3 separate regions of the Homo sapiens genome follow, and all the other regions are linked to region 1. The links are chromatin loops, found by intact Hi-C in ENCODE. Cell type or tissue: ascending aorta. All regions are shown on one strand.

Region 1 (8,000 bases):
TAAAATAAATACTTTAAAATGTGCCAACAGTTCCAGGGTGCTAAAAAGCAAATCCCTAAATCATTTTTGTTGACTATAGATTTTATCTCTGGATTAGAATTGCTGTCTGATTCTTTCCCTTATTAGATTGTGAAGTGGAATAACTATGTATTCATTCTATATTCATTGGGCCTCAACCATGAAACAGGCTAATTTTTAGGCATTGAGGATATAGCAGTAAAGGAGACTCAGTTTCTACTCTCGGGAACTGTGTGGTGTAATTGGGATGTGGGGACAACAGTGGGTGTATGTAAGAAGACAACGGCCTAAATACGCACTTCCAAAACAAGGAGATAGATGCTATCATTCAGGGAGACACAGACAGCTCTGCGATTTATAATACTGTTCAGCACTTTAAGAGTGTTTGCTGCCAGGCACTGTGGTGTGCGCTTGTAGTCCCAGCTACTTGGGAAGCTGAAGAGGGAGGATCTCTTGAGCCTAAGAGTTGGAGGTTGTAGTGAGCCATGGTCACTCCTGTGAATACCCCCACCACTCTAGCCTGGGCAACAGAGCGAGACCCTATCTCTTTAAAAAAAAAAAAGTGTTTGCTATATGGCAGGCACAGAGCCAGCATTGTACATGTAACATCTCATTTAAACCTCTTAGCAATCCCTAAGGAGTAGGTCCTCGTTCCCACTTTACCAATGAAAAAACAGACTTAATAGCTTGCCCCAAGCTACCTGTTATTTAAAGTGATTGATAGAATTTGAACCTAGGTGCTCTGACTCTAGATGTTTTATGTACCTTCGCAAGATTAAACTGAGAGCTGAAGAATAAAAAATTACGCCAAGAATGGGGACAGTAGTTAGAGCAGGAATATAGAGATTAGTGGGGAAAGAGAAAAACAACCCAGAGAAGGAAGAGAGCGTGGTATTTTCATGGCACAGTCACCAGCAGAGAATGGCTGAAGCAGAGTTCAGAGAGAGGAAGAAGAAAGGGAAAGTCGATGAGCTGGGTGGGCTCATACTATGCACGGGGCCTGCTTACCAGCTGCTGCTTCACACTCCTCCACTGTAGAAGGGAGCCCTGACGCTGGGTAGCACAAAAGGCAACTTTATCTAAGTCCTAAAGTTCTTTGTTTTTGATGAAATAGTGATTTTGTTCCCCAAATTGTTTTAGAGCATAAAAAGACAAAGCTGGCATAATTTTTATTTTATAGATCATAAAGCTAAATTTCAGCATGGGATAGTGACTGCAACATTCTAATTAGAGAGTAAAAATTCAAGCTAGAACTCTGATGTCTTTCCTTATCTCCTATTGTCTTTTCACTCTACCATATAACTATCTTCTTATAATACATTTAAGGCTGAATATCTAATTTTTAGAAACACAATGTTTATCACTAAAAATAAAATGCCTTTTTCCACTCCCAGTCCCTCTCCTTTCTTAGCACAGGTGATGCCAGATTAGCACTCCTAAAGTACAATCCTCTGCAGGCTGCTTCTTTATTTCTATGTAATCATACAATAGTCAATTTTGAGCAATAAAAATAAAAAGCTTTTATATTGAAAGAATATGTTATTTTCATCTCACTTTATTACACATACTGACTAAATCACTTAGGAGATAATAAAATACATAAGTAAAATATATTTCCTTCCCCACCAAGTTGATATTATTATTTTTTTTTAGATTTTGGCACTTTGTCACAAATTTGGTTTTATCAGAGAGTTCAAAGAGTGCTTCAGAAAATAAGAAAACAAAGTGATTCCTTCCATCATTCTATATTTTCCTTCTGATAACCTTCACCTATCAACTTAGTCACCATTTAACTCTTAGTGATAGTTACCCTTCATCTTATCTCTACAAATTTCCTTCACAAAAAAGGAGTCCATTTGTCTTGTAGATATAACTAGTTTTGAATGGAAATACAAAAGAAATGTATTGTGTTCTTACATAACAACTACAGATATTGACTATATCAAAAAAGAGACAGTTCGAAAAAAAAAGTGAGCCAGTATATACTTACAAATTTTAAGAATGATTTTATAAAGTCATTTCCATTTAAAATCTGCATTTACAAATTTTACATCCTCCCCTAGTTCATGTTTTTCACAAATGAAATTTGAGAAGTCTTCCTCCCAGGCACTGTGGCCCAAGGAGTTGTGTGTACCTTAGTGACTTGTGCTGCTCTCAGTGACAGCCTCTATAGTTTGGGAAGCCTTGTGTCCTGGGAGCCACAGCACAGCCCCTGGGAAACCCCTGTGAGATCTGACACCCAAAACGGAGAGCACACATGGATCTGTCTGCCTCATATTCCTCTCAGGATCTGAATGGAGACCCCAGGTGTCAACTGCCCCAACACTAAGTTGAGAAACTCTGGATCTCAGTCAACCTCCAGTGTTTCCCACAGCCTGTACGTGATTTTTTGGTAATCTACTACACTTAAAGTTCCTGGACACGTCTCTGCTCCCCCAAGGGTATCACAGTAATGGATCTCTTCTCAGTTTCCATGGAGAGCAAGTAGAAAATGACATCCTTCCCATTCCTCTGGTCATTGCAGGCTATTCTTAAGGGTTGTCATTCACTAATGCAAACTTGAAAGAAGCCATTAACAAAATGGAACACTACATTTTAAACATTTAAAAACATTATGCAATTCATCTGTATCAACGTTTTATGTGTATTTGAAGTTTATGTAACTTGAGATTTGAGAGATAGCTGAGAAAAAAAACTTACGTTTATTTATACATGAAACATTTTTTTAATACCAAAGAATGCTGAAAGTCAGAGAGTTGATACTTGAAATAGTTAAACTTGCAAAGAGACTCATTCATTACTTTTCAGAGAAGAAAATCTTCTTAAAGCTAAAACATTCAATTCTTGGTTTAAGTCCAAAGGTTCTGTTCAGTTGTTTTGAAGTTACAGGGAAAAAAATGTACTTTTCCTATCGTACCCATTGACATTTTTAAACAAAAATAATTCAAAGATATTTAAACAGTATGACTTCAAATGTCTGTGGTTAATCCATTGTGGAGAAGAATCTGTAGGAGAAAAAAAAACTATGAAAAAATAAACTTGGAGTTTGATCATGCTTTCAAACACTGGAATCAAACTAAAATTCTTCTAGGTTTATAACTGTACTATCAAAGTTTGGTTTATTTTTAACTAAAAGAGAATATAGGTTCCTGTACTGTATTTTTTAAAAGTATTTTAAGGGTAAATTAAAAAAAACTATTAGACTCACAGAATAAAATAGTCACATAACAGGGAGTTCTGTTTCATTAATTCTGTAGAATTAATATGTGATCTTCCCCAACCTATTTTTGAGTTGTAATTTAAACTCAAATTCTATTCTGAAGTGGTCAAAAATGCATAATTTAGTTTAAAGGGATGACTATTTGGTACAACAGCCCAGAGGTAAAAGCTAACAGACATGTCAGTGTTATCGATGTTTATGCTTATTTAGCCTCTTGTACTCAGGGACAATAAAAAATAGATGGGATTGAATTCTTGGGTAAGATACTTTATGTCTTTCAACTTTCATTTCTTTATCTGTAAAATGGGGTAACAGTAGGATTATTGTGACTGTTAAAAGAGGAGATATATGTAGAACAGCATAGGTAATATCTGACACACAGTGTATACTTATGAATTGTTAGTTTCTTTCACCTTTCCCTGAGGCATTCATTAATGGAATTAAAAATTATGAAATATCAAAGTAAAATAAGACTTAATAGCTGATGTGAAACAAATTTGTGTAATAAATTCATTTACTCTCATTTGAGTCAATATCTTTTTCAAGTTGTTCTTTATACACTATTAGTGGGTGTAAAATCAGCGTAGCTGATTCTGACCAGAAGGGAAGGGAAGAGAAGATAAAGTATCAGAGTATCTCACACATAGAAGAAAGGTTTCTTTCAATTTTCATTTCAGTTATACATATGGCCTATATATGTATTGCAGACTAGGTCACAATGTAAAATGTATTTCGTTCTAGGGGTTACTGTTTTGTTTTGTTTTTTAAAGGGAAATATTGCATTATCTGTTCTTTCTATTCTCACTGATATCTTTTTCTGAGTTCACAAAACATATATGGAGATGGCCTTAAACATACGCCAATGTTCAAAAATTCACTGAAGCATTTTAATCAACTGAGCATATTTTCCAAATGAAAGAAAATATTCTGACTGTCTGATCTCATATTATAATTTTTTGAGCCATTACCAATTATGAGACATTATGCTATCCACACACTCTATTCTTCACAACTGCCTCAAGAGGTATTGCTTATTCTCTTTATGTTACAATGAGGAAACTGAGTCTCAGGGAAGTGAACTCAAAGCCAGGGCTAGATTCCAGTTTTGTCTCACTCCATGCCCAAGCTTTTCACCACTAACCCATAAACACGTTCGCAGGTGGAACAAAAATTGTGTTGCCTGGTCAGTGGACAAATGGCTCCTACGGCTCTTGCTGAGTGACAGACTCGGGAAGGAATGCACCACACAAAGGAAACGGCTCTGATATGTTAAAGAACGCTTCTCTCACAGAGCAAGTTGGGTCTATCAGTGACTAGTTTAGTCATAACACAATTTAGCCTTTTAAAGAGACAGAATTGTATAAATACAGTACAGGAAGTTCAAAAAGTAATATTTTAGAAACCACATTCTTTTCTCCAGAACAGACAGCACAAAAGGTTCCATTCCCCACATTAAAACACTCTGTCTTCTCCTTGGGACACAGTGAAACGTTTACTAAGAAGTCTGAACAGCCTTAGGAGCATGAACCCTGATTTTTTTTCCCACTGTGTTCACAAAAGCAATGGATTCATTGGCAGTCCAGGACTCTGAAACAGCCTGTTCAGATTTCTTTGCTCATGCTCAGCTAATATGAATCACTTTAACTAAGTATTGCCCTGCTTTGCAGAACGGTTCTGACATTGCTAATAGTTGGCTCAGTTGAGTTGACCACAATAAGAGCTTTCTCCAGACTGAGAGAGAGCCAATCAGGCCCTTGTGAATGTCAGCATTTAGTTTGGAGATGGATTCAGATCCAAATTTTAAAATATAATAAACACTCTCCAAAGATACATTACAGTAGGGCAGCTACTAAAAGCCATCATAACAGGGCAATTGTGGAATGCCAGATGAAACCTAAACTTTGTATCATACAAGAGCATGCTATAATGGAACTTCTTAAGGGGCTTTTCACAGTCCCTGCTAAAGAATGTATTCGTCTGCTTCTATTCCTTTTTCAGTTTTTGGTTCCTTGAAGCTAATAAATTCAAATCTGAATCAACTTATTCTTATATGATATTAGATGGTCTTAAAAATATCTTCTATTTCAAAATTCCTCCTTTATAAATGGAGGTACTCAGCAATAAAATATTATAAAGAGCTTTTAGAAAGTACTGTGAGAGTCACCAAGAGGCATGCTGCACTTGGGCCCCGTGTAGCACTGCCATTGACAGAAGGAGAGACACTCAGAGTGGCTTGAGAGATTGAATTTAAACAACCTCCACATATCCTGAACTAACGTCCTTTCTTACAAATAAAAGTACTGCATAGAATTCCAATTAAATTGGTCAAAGCCACTATATTTAGACCAGAAGCAACCCCTTAAATCACTTAATTCATGTTCTGCTGAAAAGGGTAATCCTCTACCAAGGAACCTATGATTTGTCTGCTTTTTAGGAATCCAAGAAGAAATAATGATTTATTTTTTAATAACAAAAGTTAGACTATTGACATCCTTTCTTGCAACCACCTCCCACTCCCCTTAGCCCAAATTTCATTTATAATTGCATACTTAGGACAATAATGCCATTCAGCTCATGCTTTCTCAGACTGAGTATAGAAAAAGAATCATAACAGTTTTAAAATTATTATATTTTATATAATATTTTGGCAGATAGTCTCAACATCATTTCTATCAAAGTTCATTTTCTGTTGATTTCTTAAAAAATTGATTCATTATTTATGTATTTTTATAGTTCTTTTCTTGGGTATAGTTTCTGTTTGTGTAATATAGGCTCAGCATAGGAAAATTAGAAAATAAAGAAAAAGATTGAAATGAAAACAAAAAGTTCCCACAACACTGCCATGCATAAGAAATCACTGTCAACATTTAGGATTCTATCCTTCCAAAATTGGTTTCAATGCATATGTGCATGCATTAAGTTTTACAAAATGTATCATCATATAACATATACATCCCCTCAAAAACTATCAATTACAATTAATTGCCCTTGTTATTAAAAGTTGTTCAAAAATATGTTTGACAGTTACAAATTTTGTATTCCTGGAATGTGCAATAATTTATTTAATTATCTTACATACTAGGCGTTTAGGTTTCCCCTAAATTTTCACTATTACAGTTTATGCTGCTGGTAATATCTTTTACACATGCCTTATATTCATTATTTCTTTCTTTCTTTTTTTTTTTTTTGAGACAGAGTCTCGCTCTGTCGCCCAGGCTGGAGTGCGGTAGTGTGATCTCGGCTCACTGCAAGCTCCACCTCCTGGGTTCACGCCTTTCTCCTGCCTCAGCCTCCCGAGTAGCTGGGACTACGGGTGCCCACCACCACGCCCAGCTAATATTTTGTATTTTTTAGTAGAGACGGGGTTTCACCGTGTTAGCCAGGATAGTCCCAATCTCCTGACCTCGTGATCCGCCCGCCTCGGCCTCCCAAAGTGCTGGGATTACAGGCGTGAGCCACTGCGCCCGGCCTTCATTATTTCTTAGAGGTAACATTGCTATGCCGCAAGGACCAAGGAGATGTTAAACGTTTTGCATATGTTGCCAAATTGCCCTCCAGACAACTAGAAACAATACCTTCTCCCCCCTGTTTCATTGCTGTCTGCCATGTTGGAGGTTCTTATTGTTAGGCAGCCTTTAAGATGGTCCGCAATGATTCTCTCCTCTCCAGGGTGGGCTGCACATAGTGATTTGCTTCTAGTGAACAGAATATGGCAGAAATGATGGGCTATGGCATCAGATTTCAGTAATAAAAAGACTGCTTCTGTCTTATGTGCTGCTTGTCTCTTTCTCAAATCACTTGAGCTGGGGGAAGCACAGTGCTGCGTTGTTGGCAGCCCACTGAAAAGGTGGACAACTCATCGCCAGGAGCTGAAGTCCCCAGCCTAACAACCCAGAGGAACTCAGACTTGCCAACAACCGTGTACATGAGCTTGAAGACAAACTTGCAACTCCAGTCCAACCTTGAGATGACCGCAACTTCACGAGAAGCCTTGAGCCAGAACCACCCAACTAAGCCGTCCCCAGATTCCTCATACCCATCACTGTCAGAAAGAGTTTGTTGTAAGCTGCTAAGAATTAGGGTGAGCTGTTAAACAGAAATAGATAAGAAACAACCATTTTTCCCATCCTCACTAATTTTCATTTGAATGCCTTTTACCTAATACAAAGGTTGAATGTGGTTTTCATTTGTTCAATGGTCACCTGTAGTTCTTTTGCTGAGAATTATCTGTCATCATATTTTCATTTCCTCTTATTAATTCACAAGAGCTCCTTATGTATGAAGGACACAATTCTTTATCTTTTTTGCATGTTGCAGTTAGTGTTTTCTCAGTTTTCCATTTTGTTTCTATTTCTCTAGACACTGAAGTTGTTTGATATTTTTTAAAAGTTCCAATTTGTTGTAGAAAAATCTATCCATATTTCCTTCTATGGATTGTTCTTTTGAGATAATGCAGAGAAAAATCTTACTCATCCCTAAATTAAATATATATCTACCTATATTTGCTAAGAGTATTACATAATAAGACCATAAACATGTACTATTTAATCTATTAAAATGTATTTGCATAAAATTCGGTACAAATAAAATTTTTTTCTTCCAAATAGCTTTCCAGTAATCCTAGAAATATTTATTCAGAAAATGTTTTCAGACTGATTTAAATTCCACCTTTATTGCATAGTAAATTCTTAGAGTAGCAGTTCTCAAAGTGTATTCCATGGACCCTGGGGGTTCCTTAGAAATTTTCATGGGTTCCGCAAGG
Region 2 (8,000 bases), 400 kb after region 1:
GAAAGGGGGGTGGAGGGAGTTTCGAAAAAGTCCATGATTAGGTAACAAGGAATTTTACGTCAAGTAAGAAATCGTGAACAAGACCACGGATTTAAAGAGGGGCGAGGGGCGGGTTAGATTTACAAGGAGTTACAGGGAACTCAATATTAACTGTGCGGTGTCTGAAGTCTTCCCGGCCGCAGCCCAGCGAAACAAGCGACACCCTTCCGGGACTACCGGCAGCACGGGACCCGGGATCTCTCCCTGTTGGGTCTTTGGGCTCCCTGAGTCCCAGCTCGTCCCAGAAGAAAGTCCCAGCGGCCTCCTTTGCCTGCAGCCTTGGCGGAAGCTTGAATCTCAGCTCTAGAAACCGGAGAAACTAAAGTGCCTGTGCAGGCTGCGGGAAGGGGGGAGGAGGCTGGGAGGGATTTTGGAAGGGGGTGGGAGGAGGAGAAAGGTGAACCGTATTAAAAAGTGGTTTGTTTCATGGAACGCCGCGTATATAAATCTGGTGTTGGAGAGGCTTGCCAGAGGGTTTCCATCCTGGAACCCATCCTCAGGGTGATGTTCGCAACTTGGCCTCGGGCACAGACCCTCCCGCGATGTCCCAAGGGTTCCCACGCCTAGCTGGTGTCCACTATGACCCCTCTGCCTGCAGCAGGCCGAATCAGACCCGGCGTGGGCGAATTCAGAAGTGCCCAGGGAGAGACAAGCTAGAGGCTCTGCGGACTTCTGCGGGCGGCTGACAACGCGAGGGCGAGGGGTTAGAACAACTCGGCCAAAGCGATCTGAACTTTCTCCCCTTGGGTCAGCCGGCGCTGGGCCGACCTGGTGGGCGCGGGGCTGTGTTTACAGACACTTGCCTTTGTTTATAGCATGGGGAGGAGGTGTGGGGGAGGCGCGCCCTGATTTTCTGTTGCTCTCCCAATCCTCCTGCGTTTGATCCAGTGGTTCCCTCCCTCTCCTGATTCCAGTTGTCTTCCGCGTCTTTATTTTAATCTGCTCAGGAGAAAGCCATCAGGTCCTAGACGTGGAAGAAAGGAGCCTACCAAAGTGTTGGAGTAAACAGTGGCGGAGGAGGTGAGGTTTTAAAAACAGGAAACGGAGAGGAGTTATCTTCACCATGCACCTACGCTTCTCTGCACCTTGTGTAGCTGGTCTCCGCCATCTGGGCCTTAAGGCACTTCTGCAGATTTAACACTTTCTCTGGCTTATTAAACAACAACAGAGGGAAACCAAAAGACCCTGGCGCACCATTGCTACGGAGAAACTTGCTAATACACTTGCTTTTTAAACCTGCGCTCCTCTTTGGCCCCGGCCAAGCACAGCCTGCCTCCTCTTCCTCAGGGCCAGCAACACTAGGCCTGGTCACCCCACCCGCCCTGCCATTTCAACTCGCCAGAAACCCTAACCAGCCAGACACCCAGCAGACCGGACACCCCAGACGGCAGAATGCCCAGCTGCCTGACACTGCAGGCGGCTGAACCCCCTAACCAGACGCACACCCCAACTGACCAGATGCTTCAACCTGCAGGACACCCCAGATTATCTGTCACCCCAGCCGCTCTCAGCCACCCAACATCCCCGCCCCAGGTTGTCAAGTCCCAGGAAGTGAAAGGCGTACTGGGCAGACGTTTCTTCTGAGCTTCCATGCTTTTCTCTTCCAACACTTATTTCTCTTTTAACTTTTTCTTCTTTGTTTAAAAAAATTTTCCAAGCCTCTACTTGCGGGACCGGCTAAAAGGCCTCTGTTTTAATTGCTCGGATAATGTGGTTGCTGCCATTTTGTTAAGAGCAATCACTCCTGCAGGGAAATCACAAGCGTTCTAGACAGGCCGGAGCCGACAAAAATGTAGGATTTGACGTTAAAAGCTAAATGGGAAGCTGCGGCGGCGGAAGGTAAATTGATGGTAGATCTGGCTGTCAGGGCTCTGCCCCAGACCGCTGTGCAGGCCCAGCGTCTGATAACCCTGGAGCACCGGAGGGGCAAAGGCTTGGCCAGTTGTAGACGGTGTGTGTGTGTGTGTGTGTGTGTGTGTGTGCGCGCGCGCAAACCCCTTCTCAGCTTGGGAAGCAATTTGAAAAACTGCAGAGTGGGGGCCCCGCTCCCAATTGCCTGGGCACTGACAGCAACTTAAAGGGCTTTTCCAGGCCGAGACAGCAAGCTCCAGCTTTCGGGATGGGTTAGCCAGCAGGCCCAGGCATCTAGGAAGGGTGGACCTCTGGGTCTGGGTTGCCTCCTTAGGTGTAGGAGCACCAGGCTGCTTGGTCGTGATGAGGTGAGCGTAGCAGCCGTGCCAGGGAGCGCAGCCTGGGGGCCTCTTAGCACTTGTGCGTGTGTCGGGAGTGGAAGGTGGTTCAATTCCTTCGACCAGACTCTGCTAGCCGCTGCCCCAGCTTGGCGTGAATTGCAGAGCTAGTCTCCCGCTCGGATTGGTGAAGTAGCAGGAGAACAAGAGAGGTAAGCGCACCTGGAATTCGCAGGAAGGGGTGAGGAAGGTGAGAGCTCAAATGCAAAGCGGCAGGGAGTACGAGACCCGGGAGTTCCTTCCCAGACTACAGATTTGCAGAGAGAACCCGGGCCAGTTGCAAGGGCCTGAGGTGTGTGCAGGGGACATAAGCAGGGCAAAGGGTGCCAGGAAAACTGGGACTGAACATACACTGCGGGCCTGCAAAGCGCAAGAAACCGCTCAGTTAGCCCTGAAGCTTTAATCAAATATTGCGCGGGCGGCACGCGATTTTGTTTTCCACAGCCGCCTTGAGTTCTCCCTGCCTGTGAGTCCCACCCAGGCTCCTAGATTTGGAAAAGGAGCTGGCTAGTGGGTGCCAAGCAGAGATGGTCTTGAGGGAGGCTTGTGGCATGGGCGCCGTAGAGGGCCGAATCTGGACCCTGGTGACCCAAGGGTACCCATTCCTTCCATTGGGCCCAGCTCCTGAGAGTCCAGATCTCCACGTGAGGAGGGGGCGCTAAGGAGTCTCCCGGACGCGCGCGACTCCTGGCCTGTCAGAGCCTGCGGATCGCTTGGAGAGAAAAACCCAGGAGTCATTCTCAGACTGGGGCCCAGGACCCTGGTTGGAGGCTCCAACAGCCCCCTCCCTGAGGAAGCTCCGCGGTGCAATGAATTGCTGTTGGGATTAAGTCTACCGGGAATGGGGGTTGGGGGAGACGGACTACGTGTTTTTTAAATGTTTAGAAAGAAGGGGGAGGGGAGAACTCCGGGAGAGGAAACCAATCCCACGTTTCCGGGGGCCGGACAGTTCTCATCGCGCCGCCTTACCACCCAGCCGCTGCGCAACGCGTGCTTCCCGCACAGCAACTGCGCAGCTCCAATCAGCCTGGAACCGCTAAACGGCTTCGGTCTGAGGGCTAATGGAGGTTAAAGAGCACCGAGTATCCGACTTACGTGCACCGAACTTACAGATCTCTCGCCCTGTTCTCCCTGCTCTACCCTACCGAAGCCAGTTCCCATCGCGAAGTGCACCCTCACCTCTTCCCCCAAGCGACCCCCCTCACACGCATTCCCTTCAAATTCTCCCGGCATTTGGGCCGCTTTGATGATCAGATGGTAGAGCCCTGATTACAAATTTATTCCCGGCCGCTCTGTCCGTCTTTATCTCCGCTATTAGGGACATCTGGGAGTGATTAGTGCCGCACCCGCGCCCGGCCGCGCTCGCCTATCTTGCCGCGGCGGGGCCGGAGCCTCGCTGACGTCAGGGCAGACGGCTCGGAGCCATCCCAGCCGAGTTGGGTGTAATCGGCGGCCGCGCGGCCAAGTCCTCCCTGGGCCAGGCCGGCAGCTGGAACGCGCCGCCTGCCTGCGTATAGGGACTTCATAAATATGTATTTTTAGCCCAGAAGACTGTGTTTTCCTTGTTTGGGGTGAGGAGGGGCCAGTTAACATCTCTACTGCCCCCTCCCCACTCTAAATTTTCCAACTCGCTACGGCTGGAGCATTCCGCCTGGAAAGCCTTCCACATGCGGTCGCTTCTTTGCTCTATCCCTGCGCCAGGGCGAAGCTTCCCTGAGGCAACAACTGCGGCCCAGGCGGTGCCGGTGCAAGCCCCGGATGGGGTTGGGGTGGCTCTTAGGGGTAAGGCTCTTATGCCACCTCTTAGGGTTGCCCTCATCTCACTGGCACCCGCTCCGCCCTACAGCCCTCGGGCCAAAATTGTGGGAGTTTCTGTTTAGCCGGACAGCCTGGCAGAAGCTGATTACAGAATGCGATGTCTTTTAGCAGCTGCCTTTGCACCTGTTATTAAACCCTAAAGTACATAGCGAGCTGAGGCCCTGGACCCTCTTTTGCCCCTCCCTTCCCCCAGCCCTCCAGGGAGTTGTCCCTGGCGCAAACACTGACACCTCGCAAGGACGAGGACGGCTGGCGGCAGCTTTGTCCCCTACTACGTCCCAGTGTTCAGAGTAGAGGCTGCATATATTTGCATAATTCCTGGACGGGCTGACTGATGCCCCAGACCTCTGACCCTAGCGTTCTGCGGGATAGCCTGGTCTCTTCTGAAGTAAGGGGTGCTGGGATTAATCCAACACCTGGACTTTCCACTCCCCGGACAACTTGATACAATGACAAATTCAGCCCCGTTTTCACCCTACCTTCACCAGAAATTCTGATTCAGCAGGTCAGGGGCTCGACGCGGAGCCTGCAGTTTTCAAAATCTCCCCCAGAGGATGCCGAACCACTGTGCCAAAGGAGGCCACACCCACCCAGCGTGCCTCCCACCCTGGACACCTTCTCCATGACCCGCGTGAAGTCCAGGATGGTGAGAATGGGGGATGGGTGAAGAGAGGCCTACATTATTTAAAGTCTTTACAGGGAGAGAATTAGCCATATTATTGGATCAACCCTACACCTCTGACTCATTGGGCAGCACAAGGATTCAAAGCAAATCCAGAAGATGCTGTTTATTCCTGCACGGGCTACAAAGGGCAAGCAGAGTCTTCAGTCAGAAGCTAGAGTGAATGTAACTAGAGGAAAAGGAAAACTGCTCATGATGTGAGTGGAGCAACAAGAAGATCTATTTGGGGGACACAAATAGTATCACAAATAAACAGGGAATCCAATTGAGGAAAATTCCCTAAAGTCCACGTTACCTCAGTTCTTTGAGGAAACCCTATACACCAACTCCAAAGTGTCTTCATGTAATCTAGAATCAGAAAGAAACATTTCCTCTCAAGTCAGGGAAATGTCACATGGAGAGCCTAGTCCCCTCTCCCACCCACCCCTATCTGGAGCCAAGAGGGAAGGAAACAGCTCTGCGGTTTGGGGGCTAATGATAGGGAATGAGGCTTTTAGACAATTGTGTCCTCAGTGACTGAAGGATTCTGGCCTATCTGTGCTTCTAGAAAGGGGAGGATCAGGCAATGTCTGCACAAAGTACAGTTTTCTAGAGTGCTGGTAAGTGGGTTCTCTATGATCTGTCTGAATGGTGGAGCCGACTGAGACACATTAGTTTTCTAAATCACTCAGATCGCTCAAAAGCAAACAAACAACAGCAAAAAACAAGCAAACTGAAAACTCCACATCACTTGTGCCTATAATACTTTCTTGCTCAGAGTATAAACAAACTTTTACTTGAATTAAGTGGAATAAATCCACATGGGACACAGGCCCAGAGAGTCCCAGTTTATATTTTCAAGCAAAGAAGACAGACTTGCAGGCAGCTAAACTTCGTGCAAAAGATCAGAGGGTACTCACCAGGCCACTTCCACAACTAACACCCTAGTTGTTTTCTCAAATAGTATTTTTAATGCATGAGCAACCAGATATAACCAACTGGATGCTTCTCCATGGCCAGATGGAGTGTTTGAAAATATTCCTTAATGTAGCACCAAATCATTTTTCAGTTCATTGGTGACCTAGAACTAAAGAGTCAGGGAGACTCTTCTGTAAAGGCAGGTTGTTTGGAACTTGTTTTTTGCCCCACCAGCTGAGATCCTTTACAACAAACAGTGCACTGACTCAGGGTCAGTGAGAATGTTCAACCTTCATTAAATACATTGCCTAGAGAAGAGGCCAAAAGAGATATGATCCTAAGATGGCAGTAAATCCAACCTTTGTAAAAAGATGGAAGCCAATGGCCACTGACGCCAGTGCAGAGTTGCCTTCAATTTAAAGTGGGTTGTTAATGTCGTTCCCTGGAGCTGACATTTTGTCTTTAGGATAAGGCAGAAAAGCAGGAAAAGAAGACTGTTATTTTGAAGAAGAAAACCTGAAAACGCAACCTCAGTTGGTAACTAGTACTTGGCGAAGAAGGAAAGCCGGTGCGGTTTTAATGAGAGAAAGTAACTGCCAGGCCTTTTGACCATCGCCTTCGCTTTGCAAATCTGGTTTTCATATTCTTGCTCAGTAATCACCCAAAGTCATAACTGTCTCTGAAATTATTCATTAAAGTCATTTTCAGGGATTCTCACAGGATGACTCTTTTACGTTTATGATCTTGTGAGAGCAATGACATCAGCCTCTGTCTGTTTTCCGCATTTAATTAACGTGCCGCGAAGACGCGAGGGGCCGTGGCTGTGTGCGTGGGGAGGGGGCGGGCTGGGGTGGAATCCAACGGCCCTGGTGCTCCCGGCGCGGTCAGCTGAGCTCAGGCGCGCAGACATCCTTTGATTAAGGAGGGTATTTCGGGGAGTGCAGGCTGTGCAGAAGATCACGGCTGTGCCCTCTGGTGCTGTCAGCAGTGACAGATCCCAGATGGGGCCGCTACTGTATGGCAGATTGAGTTTCTCAGCAGAAAACTCACCCTCCCTCCTAAACGTCTTCAAAAACCTTCTCCAGATACTCCAAGTCTCTTCGTGTGAAACTGAAAAAGTCCAATCCCAAAGTTGGTTTTGAGTGCGTGTATGTTACGTGTTTTTGTTTTGTTTTTTTTTTTATTCCTTCCTCTATTTTTTCTCTGCATTTACTCCTCCTCTGAGCATCTTCGACCCGCAGGGCTACCTGGCTGCTAATAGCGTAGACGTGGCGGGCCTGGGGGTTCCTGTTCGCCTAGCTCACAGCGCCACGCCGACTACACAGCACCGAAGGGCCCCGAAGGCAACCCGGTGGGTAGGGGCGCGGCGGACAGGACGTGGGGGCAACTCTAGCGTATCTCGGGAAGCCGGGGTGGACCGCCGGGCCAAACACTCCTGAGCAGAAAAGGAGAGATGCTGGCGGGAAGCGGGGAGCAGGGGGCGGGGGGGCGGACACAAAGGCGGAAGCAGAGAATACCTTGGCCCAGCTCCTGAACCTGCTCCTGCCAGCCATCCGTCTTTGCTCCGCGGAGGGTCGATCCACCAACCTAGGCATTTTCGAACGGCAAAGTGGAGACCAAAAAGGGGGCGCAGGGGCTAACCGCTGGGATTGGGAAACGGTGAAGGCGGGTCCCAGATGCAGCAGGGGCTCGGCAGGTTCTGGAATGGGGAGAAGGGGGACTGCGGAAGTCCAGGGAAGCCTGCGGCCCAAGCCCGAAGGCTGTACTGAGGCCTCTCCAAGGTGAGAGGGGGAGCATAGAGAGCAGGTTTCTACATAATAAGAATTCACCCACTTGGGGATTGCTAGTCTGGGTCCCGAGTTTCGCATTCCTGAACAGTGTGTTGGAAACTCTGTTGCAGAAACATTTGGACTTATTTTAAGCCTTTATTTTAAAAAAATAAGTAACTTTAAATAAATGCTCCGGGTTCCCTGCCTACCTGGAGACAACCGAGGCTCTTCCCGTCCCCCTGTCCCCCACCCTAGGTATCCAAGACTGGCTCCCGTGGAGCAGCAGTGGCCGGGAGAGAGGCAGAAAGGCAGAGGAAGGTGTGCCGCACCCAGTTTCGGAGCTGATTTCCAGGCCCCACCCATTCCTGCCCTCCCGGTCCTCTTTAACTGTGGAACTTGGAGTGTTCCTGCGGGCGAAAAAAACGAGAGAACAGAAGGGGAGCCTAGAGAGAGCGAATATTGTTTTAAACTTAAGGATAGGCAATTTCTTTTTTCTTCAAGATACTAGGGCAGCCTCCTCCCACAGCCCTTCGGGGTGAGGGCAGC
Region 3 (8,000 bases), 380 kb after region 1:
CACATTGACTCAAATGCCATCTTGTTATTATGACTATTTTATCTTTGATGAACCATCGTATTTATCTTTATAAGCACTTCATTAAATATCACTCTGTTGTCTGGAAAAAGAAAAATTCAGTGTTCTAAAAACTAAGCAATTAAACATCCCAATTAAATACATAAATTTTGTAATAAAGCAAAAATAGTCACTTGATTAGATTCTGTAATTTTATTACTGACATCATCTTTACTTGAATAGCACAAGTTGCATAGAACTTAACAATGTTTGGAAAAGCAGAAAAAATTACTAGAAATGTAAAGAAGCAGTTTCCTGTTTTATTTAGTCCAGATTAATAACGGTTAAGTTGCCATGTTTCTTCCAGAAAAAGCTTTTTCACTTTTTTCTCAGCAAGTCAGAGTTTACAGAAATCATCTCATAGATATACTTTATTATTCCAGCTTAATCCATCTGAAAAAAATTCAATGCTTTTTGACACCAATTGTTACACTATGCATTCATTTAGGAAAAAACAATATCACAGTAATAAAAAGATTCTTATATTTTATGCTAGTATTAAAAATCACAGCAGCTAATATTGTCCCATATACAAGAATCGACATATATTTTCTTGGTTGAGTTTCTTCATCCAGTAAAAAACAGTTTGAAAGGCACTGAATGGAAGAAAACAAACAAGCAAACAAAAACAATTCAATTCAATTGGATCCAGCTCCTTACCCTCTTGTTTGTAGACAAAGAGCATCAGCTCCTAAGCAAACTTTCTTCTTCAGATTTTGTTTCTGTATTACTCCACTCTTATTTTCTAAATACCTCTTTAAGCCATCATTTCATAACTGTAGTTAGAAAAGGCTTTGCGCATTTTCTCTGATTATTTTTTCATTTTTAGATGGACCACAAGCAGTCTCATGGGAAAACTCTACTTTTTGGTAGATTCTGCAGAGGGTAGGCAGTCTGTCCAGGGCACTGTCCGTTTGTCACCCAGCACAAATAGAGAATCCCATTACCTACAAAGGTATTAGGAAAGTGCTCCCAGCTGAAAGCATTTATCCAATTCCAATTGTTGTTTGAAAGTCTAAAATACTAAAGGTGGCATTATTCCAGGAGCTACTGTTTAAAACAATGCAATGCCCGTTCAGAGAAGAAAATCAGTGTTTGAAAATCTGAGTTTGTTTAAAAAATAATAACTATGCATCCAAAAAAGAATTCCTGAAGAAGCACTTATATGCCAGGCACATGTTTTTAATTTTAATAACATTGGTTTACCTAAATAAATATGTAGAACCTAATAATTGTTCTCTATATATTCATACTTTAATACTATTCTATTTTAGTGAGTTTGCAAAGAGGCTAATGAATAATAATGCAGAAAAATATGTATCGATCAGGACAAAGTTGCTATGGTTTATGGGCACTGCAAAATGCTGTGTTGAAAACAATTCTGTTAAAAAGTAATTGAAAACTGCTCCAATTTTAAAAGAAATAAATGTAGCCATATCCTTATAGGATAATGTCAGATAAAAAGTAATCATGTTCTCTCCACAATTGGGTTTGCTGGCATGTATATGGGAGTAATAATGCTTTAAGATTATTTTCATAGTTGTTCATTTAACGTGGGATTAACATCAAAATCTTCGTAATTATCTCAGATCACCATTTGAAAGTAGTGTGGCAAAACGCGTTAATGGTTAAGACACCCTAGCAGTTTTATACTAAACAGATTAACACACGTGAAAGTAATATTATAATCTTTTGCATTGAATAATGTGCCAGACCAATTTTTTCAGTGAAAATAGAATTCTTATGAAATGGTACCCTTTCATTAAAATAGGTAGCTACTGCTTCCTATTTCTTGAAATACCAAAGCAATCAGCTAGAAAACTGTATAAGAGCTATATAGATGAGCATGCACGGCTATATGGACTCAAAATATTATTCTGTGGCTTTGCCATTGCACAATTTTATGGAAACGATCATTTCTGAGGTTTGCTTTACATAAGATTGAGAACCAAAATATTGCAATAGGAGGGTGATACAGAATAGTGAAAATACAATCCAGGTGGGATTATAAACCAAAAACTTTTAAAGCGTGAAGGAGATTGCTTATTGGCCACAATGGCTATGAATTTATTTTATGACCACCAGCAAACAAATGTAGGTCCATACCTTACACATTCTTAAATAATAAGGAAGCACATTTTAGTATGTACTCCAGAGTCTCATAAAAATATTTCTCTGCCTCAGCATCCCATCTCTAGAAGTTGACATGAGAAGAAAATGGGTATTCATTTGGAAAGTAATATGAAGTTGTAACATAATTACTCAAGTCCTGCCTATCTTTCTTGAATTCTTGTGTAAAGCAGACTTCACATCCAAGACCTTATTATTTGATAATCCTTGTTACATATTACATGGGTCGGGGAGGGGCCTGAAACCTTACAAACTAAATCGAATGTAGCACAGGCAGGTGCCTCTCCCGAGAGAGGGAGATTATGTGTTAGAAGACAGTATCTGTATCACTTCAGCTGTGTCTGAAAAGGGGGATGGGGTGTTGGGGATTTAAATCATATTGTTTCCACTTATGCAGAGAGAATCCATAAAAAGAGATTCATTGTCATATTTTCTTTTTGAAGTGTAGTATTTGGTTTTTTTTTCTTTTTTACTTTAAAAGTGCTTCTCGGTATAGAACAAAGTAAATATTACAGTTTTGTTCAACAGCAGCCAAGATTTAATTGTCTGTGAAATATAAGGCTTACGACCTGAGTCGAGTCCACTACTGTTCTGCTGATACAAACTAGGCTGGCCTACGAGGTGACCGAACGCACCCAGCAGCTGATTTACACAGAAGAGCCATCTCCAAAGAATTAAAAGTGGGCCAGGGACAGCCACACGCCTGCAGGAGTCCATCCAAAGGGCTAGGTGCTTTATTCTTTCTGCAGCAGATTTAAAGTGACTTTGTACAAAAAGTCAAACAAGAATAAACAGCTGTGGAAAATGTAACAAATCATGCTAGCAGTTGAACAGCGAGGGAGAAGGGAAATCCAGCAAACCGCTAACATGCACTGAAGAAAAGCGAAACGGAGGTAGAAGAGAGAGGGAAGGTGGACAGAAAAGGAAGCTGGTAAGGACACGACACTGGTTTCCACACGCGAATCACGCACTTTATTATTGCGTATAGCTCAGTGACTGTCAGGAACCTGAAAAGTATGTCCTTCAACACAGCTCTGCGTGCCCGCGGCCCTGGGGTGCAAGCGAGTCTCCTCCGCCCTCCGCCGCCTCCCCCCGCGCGCGTCCCCCTCTCCTCCCTGCAGTGACTCCGCGGGTCGCTTCCTCCACCCGCCCGGAGCGCAGAGGAGAAAGCGAGCGGCTGCAGATTTGCCCCGGTGGCACCGTAGCCACAAGCCAACCCGTAATTGCAAAGCAAACAAGGCTGAAATACTGGATTGGTCTCAATCGTGACAAGATCTACGCTTTTGCCGCCAATCTGTTTGTGCAGCTCTATTTAAAGGCACTTGATTGAGGAAATGTTGAAAATAGCGGTGAGGGTTTCCTAATGAGACCTCAGGAGGGAAGCGGAGGCCTTAGCCCGGCACCAGGGTCTGGGAGGTGAGGGTGGGAGGCTCATGGTTAACCCCTTCCTGCTCGCCTCCGGCGAAAGGTCCTCCGAGACGGAGCTGGGGGTCCACCCTGCCCGGAGCGGTGACCTCTCCCAGCCTGAGCGGCGGAGAACCGGCCTCCTGGGTGTGGGGAACCGAGAAGAGGGCTGGGGATCACAATGAGAATTTAACCAGGATGGAAGGGGCGCCCCAGTGGCCATCGCAGTGACTGGAAAGCTGGCGACCTAAATCGGGGGTGGCCGCTCTGATCGCGCTCTGGTCCCTGCCCCGCAACACTCCCGCGCCGCCGGCCGCGAGGGCTGAGGCCCTGGCGATCCCCGTGGAGCCGCGGCTGCGCTCAGCTCTAGGGCACCGAGGCGGGGTGGTGCCCCCCATGCGAGTTGGGAGAGCAGCTGCCCTGGTGGGCGACGCGGGCTGACAGGCATCGCTGTCGGGCTGGGTCTTCAGGCAGCTAGAACGGAACGGAAGAAACCAGAGGCAGGAGGAGAAAATACAGGAACTAACAGTGCGACCCGCTCTGGCTGGCGCTTTGATTTTCCCATTTACTCTAGCCTGCCCACCCCAGGTACGTGTCATTATCCACATTGTTCAGATGGGGAAACTAAGACTTAGAGACGCCTAGGTCCTTGCCCTAGATCACTCAGCTAATCGTGGGGTGCCTAGAGTCGGCCCTGCTCAGGATGTTGGGAGTGGGCACCAGGAAGGCCAGGCTGGGGCTGAGCCTCCCTCTGAGCCAGCGCAAGTTGATGCAGACCCAGTGCAGACCCGATCGAGCCAGAGGACGGCTTGGAGATGAAAATTTGTTCCCTAGTGGGCCACATCTAACTCCTCTACTAGTTCTAATCGTTTTCAAAATAAAGGAAACTAATCTGATTGCAATTGGGGTAGACGGTATTCACCCTATTTCTCTTATTCATTTTATATGGGTTGTCTAAACATCTCCTTTGTTCAATGCATTGATTAGGTTGTCAAGAAACCCACAGTCACAGGAGGTGACATATGCATGCCCAGAGATCTACCCAAAAGAATATAAGTGACAGTACCAGCAAGGAATTCAGAAGAGAAAACTTCATTTGTGGGAGGGAGTTGGGGGAGAGAGGAGAAGCAGTATCTGGAAAGGCTCCCTGGAGGAGGTAACATTTAGGCTGGACCTAGAAGAAACGAAGTGTGGATTCTCCAAGAGAGATGGGTTGTTTGCCAGCATACTGGCAAGTCAAGAGGTGCCAGACCCACAGTTGCGGACGAAGTAGGAGTCATACTTTCATCCCCTGCTGCCATCTCCCAGCTGCCCTCCTAATTTGAACACTGCGTTGACCACATTTTGAGCCAAGGTCCTAATCCCTTTTAGGATTGAAAACCTATGGCTTGAGAGTGGACACCCAGCAGGTAGACTTTGACTGTCTAGAACCGTGAATTTAGACCAAAGGGGACTGTCAAGGGCAGGGATGGGAAAATGGCACTAGGGGCGCTCTCACCAGAGCTCCTAACTACTAGAGCCAAGCATTCCCGCGCTTTTCCCAGAGGGATCTGATCTGAGATGTACCTTGGCCAATCTGCAGTTTGTCTTTCTGGAGTCACAGGCAGTCGTAGACTGCGAAAGTGAAGATCCCCAGGCGGTGGAGAGGACTGGTTTCGGTTATACATCCCCATGAATGATCTGTGCCTTCTGTCAGCAAAACAAAAAAGCATCAGTCACACCAATTTAGTGAAGTCTCCAAACGTATTCTGAATGAAATTCTACTTTTTTTTTTGTACACAACCAATTTCTTCGTTTGAAGTTGGATGCTTCGCAAGCAGAATGCAATTCCATTTCTCATTCCTCAAAGTTGTGGCCTGTGTTAACTTAAGTGGGCATTCACACAAGTATTAAGAAGAAAAACCATTCTCTTCTGGAAAATGGAACAAAGTAGCACTTCTCCAAGCAGGGTGCAGATATATAATCTGTAACAACAAATTAGCTCCCTAGTGCTGCGCATTTCCAGCTAGCATCCTGCCTTCCCTGTTTATAACTTTGGTGCCTGCAATTATTTTTATTTTAATTTTCTGTCACTTTAACAAAAACCAGAGCCTTTTCTTTTAATGTTTTGTACACAACATGTTCATTTTGATAAGATGTTCTTTCCTATCCTCTTTTAGCTTGCCTTTCCTTGTTTAGAGTTCTGTATCAGGCGTTTCTAATATTTCTCTCTCTTTTTTTAAGAACTTGTCCCTGTCTTGCTTTATTTGTTTGTGTGAAATTTAGTTTGAAAGGAGATCAGAGAGAGCAGGAGGGGTTTGTAATAAGAGAATGACCGAATGACCCAAAGGCTGATTATCTATCATTAACTGGAGACTTGGTGTACCCAAATTACCAAGGAGACCTCAGTCTGCCGGATCCTTACCCAGCTAGAAAGGCAAGCCTGGAATGCACACACTGAAACAGGCTCATGGCATTGCAACCGAGGACGTAGTTCACACAAGATTTTCTTAAGGGGTTTTCCTGCAAAACTCAACTCAAGTTCAGTAGATAAATTTTCTAGATTCTGATATGTTGTACTCAGGTAAAAATCTCTGCCAAAAGATTACCTATAACATTTCTGTAACTAACTTTTTTGTGTTGTTTTGTTAGGAGCAAAATTGCAGTTAATTGTCTAAGCTCCAGAGAATATTGAGAAATCAAACCAAGCTGCTTTTGATCTGCTCACACTGCTAAACCCAAGCCTTGTAAAAATCGAGGTTTGCCATTAATATTGACAATAAAAGTGTTTCTTTTTGTTAACCTGAAACCTAACCATCCTGGTGTAACTCCCCTGTCTATAAGCAAAGGCCCTGGAAGAATGTAGGAAAGGTTTGGAGGAAACTGTCAGAGCTAAAGAAATCCATCTACATGAATTTGCAAAGGAAGCTATGGAACAGAACTTCCCAGGAATGCAACACTACAGTTAAAACTGGGAATGTTCCTGGGCCTCAAGTCAGAAGCAAATCTTTCAGTCAAATAAATGTTTTCTCTCCAAAGCCGCATTTGAAATTGCCAGTTGAACTCATATTTTATTCTGAACCCCATAATACACTGCAGACTAGGTGAAGTCCATTATTTACTATTTCCGTAGAACACGTATGAAAAATCACACTTCCTCATCTGAATGTTGAGTGATTTCCTCCCGGCTTGAAAGAAAATGTCGCTAGTGTGTATGTAATTTGCTTGAAGCAATAATTTGAATGAGTATTTAACATAAATCCTATGGGATGTAGGTTCTCAGACCGGTTTTGCTCTAAACTCTATATTTTACTACAAAGTAGCAAAGATTAACAAAGATCAGATTTACTGTACCTCTTAGGACTAGTATAATAACGTTAATAATACGTCCCATGTATCTACATCATGCTGCTTCTTTGAGGCCTTCACGGGGTTATCTTATGGTCCCTTTAGTCTGAATGAGGATTTTAGATTTACAGACACACTTAGACACCTGGAAAAATATTTAGTTCTTCCTTATCAATGAAAACCCTCCAGTGCAGCAACATATCTACCAGTTAACATGAGGATCTAGTCATTGATTATTTAGAAAGAAAGGAAAATTCTACTGACTGTGGATATTAAGATTTTTCTTAAAAGACTTCAGCATGAATCAGTATCTCATTCTTCCATGCCAGTTGCAGATTCAGTGATAGGGAAAAAAAGAAAAGAAAAGAAAAAAAACCTTGTAATCCCAAATGCTGCTAGACGGCAAATTACAAGGGAGAACTGGAGAGAAGAAGAGAGAGAGGGAGGGAGGGGGGTGGAAGGAAGAAAGAAGGGAAAGAGGGAGAGGAGAAAGAGGAGGAGGGAATGTGCAGGCACTAAGCAAGCCCTGATTTTCTCCACCAACTTAACTGTTTTCTAATTAGAGCTGGACTGAAGGATTCATAAGCAATCAGCCCCTCCACTGTCATCATTCAGCTGAACTAGCCCCTCCCCCTCCATCTCTCCATGTAGGGAAGAGAAAGGAAGAGGATCCAACCCCTAAATATGCCACCCCCTTAACCAAAAACTTGCTTAAAAGAAGAGGAAAAAACTTGCTTAAAAGAAGAAGAAGAAAAAAAAAAACCTCACAAGACACAAGGGCAGCTTTTCTTATTCTTCCTTTTTTGAAATAGACACTCAAATCCAACAAAATTTGATTCTGCTTTGCAGATGTGTACTTTGAGCAGCACGACACTTCTGGAGCCACTTTCACTTGGTATGTCTGTAGACAACTACTTCTCAAAGGCCAACAAGAAAAGACTATACAAGAAGAACTACACAAACAGGAAGGACTACACAACCCCAGTTAGAGGGAGACCCTTGCCACCACTCAGACAATATGCCTTGTTCTGAGCATCCTAAACATCCTGGGACTAAGTGGATAGCATGTAAAATGACTCCAC

The links. Hi-C counts contacts between places; a loop is a spot of excess contacts. Peaks named below come from ENCODE experiments on the same cell type or tissue, not always from the same donor. Only the 100,000 strongest peaks of a DNase experiment are listed, where the experiment ranks them.
Region 2: it touches region 1 in a loop (3-fold over the local background); 2 of 110 quality-filtered maps call a loop at or near these places.
Region 3: it touches region 1 in a loop (3.0-fold over the local background); 2 of 110 quality-filtered maps call a loop at or near these places.

What each region holds. Positions count from the first base shown.
Region 1 is chr4:173,914,252-173,922,251 of GRCh38, reverse strand. The region is part of intron 1 of LINC02269 (long intergenic non-protein coding RNA 2269); the gene reads right to left. Among named protein-coding and RNA genes, the nearest start is that of LINC02269, 21 kb to the right of the region's middle. In ascending aorta, no CTCF peak of the experiment used is centred here; DNase peaks (open chromatin) are centred at 4,451 and 4,831; H3K4me3 peaks cover 750 bases; H3K27ac peaks cover 5,570 bases.
Region 2 is chr4:173,518,015-173,526,014 of GRCh38, reverse strand. It overlaps LOC124900815 (a long non-coding RNA gene), which reads right to left. Exons shown (of 4, transcript XR_007058371.1): 3 at 7,203-7,384; 4 at 5,716-7,120. It also overlaps a transcript of SCRG1 not described here. Among named protein-coding and RNA genes, the nearest start is that of HAND2, 8.2 kb to the left of the region's middle. RefSeq lists enhancers at 730-1,271, 6,493-7,079, 6,656-7,855. In ascending aorta, a CTCF peak has its summit at 3,792; DNase peaks (open chromatin) are centred at 134, 664, 3,224, 3,724 and 6 weaker places; H3K4me3 peaks cover 6,428 bases; H3K27ac peaks cover 8,000 bases.
Region 3 is chr4:173,534,128-173,542,127 of GRCh38, reverse strand. All of the region lies in intron 2 of HAND2-AS1 (HAND2 antisense RNA 1), which reads right to left. LOC124900816 (a long non-coding RNA gene) reads left to right here and starts at 4,065. Exons shown (of 2, transcript XR_007058375.1): 1 at 4,065-4,179; 2 at 4,579-6,379. RefSeq lists an enhancer at 4,893-5,394. In ascending aorta, no CTCF peak of the experiment used is centred here; a DNase peak (open chromatin) is centred at 3,347; H3K4me3 peaks cover 2,929 bases; H3K27ac peaks cover 4,628 bases.